2 separate regions of the Homo sapiens genome follow, and region 2 is linked to region 1. Evidence: chromatin loops called from intact Hi-C (ENCODE). Cell type or tissue: K562. All regions are shown on one strand.

Region 1 (2,500 bases):
ACTCCTGAGCTCCAGCAATCCACCACCATAGCCTCCCAAAGTGCTGGGATTACAGGCATAAGCCACCACGCCTGGCCCACTTTTTAATTGTAATTATTAATGTGTAGATTCTTTCTGCATGTAAAACTATATCATTTGAAAATACTGACAATCTTGATTTTTTACCTTTTAATCATATATATATATATTTTTACCATTGTTTTCCAGTACTTTTGAGACAATGTTGTTAAGTGATAATGAGAATCTTTGGCTTATTCCTAATATCAAAGGAAAAGGTTTCAACATGTCACCATCAAGCATGTGATGTAGGAATAAGGACCTTCTTACTTATTGAAAACAGTGGAGTAAGGACCTTTTTGTTTTGACCATGACAGGAATTTGGAGAGGGGTTGACTTGGCTTGGCAGTTCATCTTTGACCCATGTGACTTTAGCTGGGGTGGCTAGGATCGGAGGATCTCTACTTTCAAGATCACTTTTGCATCCATACGTCTGGAGCCTTGGCGTCTCTTGGATTCCCATTCTCTACTTGGCGTCTCATTCTCCCGGACCTGTCCACAGGGCTCAGCTCTTTGTAGCACAGCAGTGTCAGGAGACCTGGACCTGGTGAATGTCAGTCTGGCTTCTGCTAGAGCACATGTTCCTCTTTCAGATGTAAAATCCCATGAAGTGGTGCCTGTGAGGTCATAGAAATTGCAATTAAACATATCTGTTAAATTAAAAATCAATTTCCAATCTAAACTTTTTTTCTATGCAGGAGTTTAAAAATAATAATTTCAACGTTTGTCATAGCTGAATTTTAGTACTATGGAGTAAAGAAAAAAATAGGTGATTCCTTCTATTTTGTGATAACAAAGTTTTCCTTTTGAGGTTAAATGAAGGTATCTAGGGCAGGAGGGAGAGAGGAAGGTGCACGTGTGCATGGAAGATGAGGAGGTGGGTGCGGTACCCAGTGTAGGTGAGGTACGAGTGGGAAAGTGAGCATGTAAAGATGAGAGTGGGTGGACCACAGGAAGCTGGGCGGACCACAGGAAGCTGGCTGGAAAAAAAAAGTCTGGCTTTACCTAGTTAAAAGCAAGAAAAAAGCAACCCAAAGACAAGCGGAAAATCTCACAGGCAAAGTCTATAAAGGAATGGAAACAAAAAAATAAGCCCACATGTGTTCAGGGAAAGGTGAAGTAAAGTGGCTGGCCAGCTGCAGTCTGCTCTGTAATTTTTGTATTACTTCGCAGTAATTTATACGTAAGATAGTCTAATGAACAACAACAACAACCAATAAAAGAGCCAATGCTTCCTGGAAAAACAAATAGAACATTTTCTTTTTGAAAACTTAGATTTCTGAGTTTATGATTCTAGTGGTTTAAAAAAATGCGCTATTGAAATTGAAAGAATGTCAAATTAGGGAGTTGGACGATTTAATCTTTGGTCTTAAGCTAAATATTGTACTTAGGTGTTCTTCCACTAGGTGTCTCTTTGCATACATGTTATGATTTCAGAGAAAGCAAATCTATTCTTGACGGCATTCGCTTATGTGGATTGTGTCAACAAATATCTCAATTTGGGATGGGGGGTATTTAAGAATGACTTTAATTTAACAGTTCTTCCTAAAGAATAAATAGGTGTGTTTTAGTGACATCTCTCGTTCTTGCTTTAGATGTTTTGGAGACACTAACCCAGATTTTTCAGCAGATGCAAAATTGAGGTCCTTGTGCCTGTGTGGTTTCCAGCATGATATGGTTTAAGCCTTCAATTCATAGCCTGCCCATGTGGGATTCTGACCAGGACGTGAGCCCTTCATAGTTTCTGAATGAAGCCTCACCTAGGATGCGCAATTCCCAAACAAGCTGCATGCAGCTCGTCAGTGTCTCTTTCTGAGAGCTGTATTGCCTGCTGATCAGACCCTTCCAGACCACACAGTGGCAGCTGATCTATGATCCCACGAGTAGCCCTTTGGCAGCCACGTTATCACTGCTAGTCACCGAAGGTCCCTCTGAATTGTCTAAATTTGGTAAATAGCTTACTCATTCTAACTTGTCCTAAAGTTGAGGCAGGGCCAATATAAGTCAACAGATATTTGTTAGGTGCCTACTGCATGTCTTGCCCTGAGTGTCTGTAAGAATTATTAGACTCATTCATTCTCTAAGAATGTAATGAGATCTACTGTTTGCAAAAAGAAAATAAAAGCCTGCTTCTAAGGAGAATTTGAAAAGGCAAAGATTATTCTGAGACAGCACTGCTGATGACCATAGGGCCCTGGACCTGGAGTCTGAAAATCTGAATTCAAATTTGGCTTTAACTTGCTAGCTATGTAAACTAGTTAGTCCACCCACTCTGTATATTCGTTTTTTCACGTGTTAAAGTATAAGTTACTTTACAACCTTGCTGTGAAGACTGAAAACAGTTTGCAACAGTTCTGCCAAATATCATTATAAGAGCCTCCAAGAGAAGTCACTCTATTCTGGGCAAAGCAGCCCTCACCATGATTATATACAGTAGTTTATC
Region 2 (2,500 bases), 1.0 Mb after region 1:
CTTCACATCATTCCTTAGGTGTAGGTTTCTTTTGAGGTTCTCAGCTATTATATTTCTTAAAGAAGAAATAAATTCTTGTTTAAGAATAAATAACCTATTTTTAGTTTTAAAGTCATCAATTTATGGTTTTTTCATTTTCTCTTATTTTGTCTAATGAATAGAAAATATAATTGTAGTATATTTTGAAATTTGGTTTTTATTTTCTTCATTAAAAACCTTTTTTTCTGAGAATGTCCAATATAATATGGCCATTAAGAAGCAAATTCATTCCTAGGTGTTCACAACTAACAGTTAAACAAATCGGTATTCATAACGACAACTCCATTGCTGCTATCAAGTGATTTTCATTGTTATGAAACCATATGATCTCAGAATTTTAGAAAACCTCAGAGAACAGAGACCCCAGCTCTCCTGAGAGCCCCAGCATAGCCCATCAACATCAACAATTGGTAGTCACCAAGCTCTGTCAATGACAGGGCCTCATTGAATGGCAGAAGCAAAAAATCTATGATACTGCTGACTACTTCATAGATGTTTTAACATAATTTGAAACTGAAGTGCTCTGTTGTGTGTATACTGCCTTACTAGCAAATATATCTTAAAAAAAGAAAAATTTTATGGAATTATGCCCAGCTTTGCAACTGCTTTCCATCACATTTTCTATCTATAACACAGCCACTGCTGTGTTAGATCTCTCATTCTATATTCTAACTCAAGAAGCAGCAAGTATATCTGCTTTTCTTAAAAACTTTTGCATTGACTATAACATGCAATCTCAAAATTTACCATTTACTATTTCATCGTTTTGAAAGGCAATAGCATCAGGGAAAAAGAAGAAAACTAGTTCTTATATTTTTCTGGGTTTTCAAAAATCAAGTTTGCTTCTTCACTACACTCCCACCATGCACCCTTCTAGTTCTTTCTAAATTATCCCTGAGCCTTTGCCTGAGGGTCTTTACTTCCTGTAACTTCCCTAATTTTCCTTACTAGTGATTAATTTAGACGGATATAGCCAGTTATTTCTTTGCTCACACTCAGGCACCTAACCACTGATTTTTGCCAACAAGAACAAGAGACAAAGGGTAATGAAATGCATTCTTGAGCTCACCTGTGAAGAGTTCCCTCTCCTGTACAGAAGGAAAACAGAGTATATCCTGTATTTAAACATGAGCTAAAATAAACTGTAGTTACAGTTTGCCCTTCTCTGCCCATCCCTCAGTTTAGCAATATGTACAGAACACGCGTTGTGCGTAGAACGAAGTGTGAACATCACCTCGACTGGCAGGCAGGCAACTAACTGCAGTGTTTTAGCGCCGTCTGGTGTTGGCGCCTAGAAACGCAGCTGGCATAATTTATACCACATTTAGCATGTGACAGGTACTGATCTTTCTGCGATTTTCAAGGAATTCTCTGTTGTAATCACCAAACGCAACTGAATGTGAAAACATATATATTAATTGTTGAAAGAAAGCAAAGTCTCACAATAGCCTTTTACCCTCTGCATCATTTTATTTCTATTCAATGTCCCTATTATTTATCTGAGGAAAAGATTTTGAACAAAAACAGTATACAGCATACTCTTTCCAAAAATATACTAATTAAGGAAATATAGAGAGTACCCTCAATTTGTTTAAAATTTCTTTTACATTTCAGGGTGTTTAGGGGAATGTTAACCTTAAACAACAAAGAGATTAAAGTGATCAGATTTGCTTCATTCATTTTTTTAAAAAAATATTTTTCTATGGTGCAACTCTTATTTCACAGATAAGAAAATTACACTCAGAAAATTAGCTTTAAAATAAAAGTAGTTTGGTTTGTCTTTCACATGATTTTAAGTGTCTGCTGAGCATTTATATACCATGAAAAGGGATAAGAAGAAATAGCCAAAACTAAGTTAATGCTAGAAGAACGAAGCAGTCTGAACTTACATAAGAGCAAAGTAAACATCTCACAGAGCAGTGAGGGTCCATTTAGCAAATGAGTTTTTCCAGTGAACTAAGGAGTAGTCTTATAAACCTCTAAAAGTGAATCATTTGTCCACCCTTCTCATGTATCTTTGGACCATATCCATGTCAAAATTAAAGTTGTACACATGGAGGAAGATACAAATTACAAGCAAACCACTTTCTCCTGAAACATGTTAAAACATTTTATGCCCTCCATGATGTAAAAACTACCCAAGCCAACATGCTACAGAAGGAAAATAATTAAAGGCATTGTCAAGAATCTAATTGTTAATGAATTTGAGAAATATGATCAATTTTAATATCCCTAGTCATTATATCCTATTTCACAAGCTCGACAACTTTCATTACCATGTAAGATAGGCATAATAATGATAAAATACTGACTACTGTGCTAGAGAAGATCATTCTTAACTTTCTGTAATGAGCAGTTTGAATTTAAATTGAATTTTTTTTTAAATTCCAAGGTTAGAAAACTAACACTGCTTAAATTGAAAGGTAAAATGTCACATTTGTTTAGCTTTTAATCAAGTAAA

The links. Hi-C counts contacts between places; a loop is a spot of excess contacts. Peaks named below come from ENCODE experiments on the same cell type or tissue, not always from the same donor. Only the 100,000 strongest peaks of a DNase experiment are listed, where the experiment ranks them.
Region 2: a loop joins it to region 1, with 8 times the contacts of the local background. A loop is called at or near these places in 6 of 110 quality-filtered maps.

What each region holds. Positions count from the first base shown.
Region 1 is chr6:154,276,411-154,278,910 of GRCh38, reverse strand. All of the region lies in intron 2 of IPCEF1 (interaction protein for cytohesin exchange factors 1), which reads left to right. Among named protein-coding and RNA genes, the nearest start is that of IPCEF1, 79 kb to the left of the region's middle. In K562, a CTCF peak has its summit at 1,463; no DNase peak of the experiment used is centred here.
Region 2 is chr6:153,230,045-153,232,544 of GRCh38, reverse strand. No RefSeq gene overlaps it. Among named protein-coding and RNA genes, the nearest start is that of RGS17, 100 kb to the right of the region's middle. In K562, a CTCF peak has its summit at 1,331 (motif pointing left); no DNase peak of the experiment used is centred here.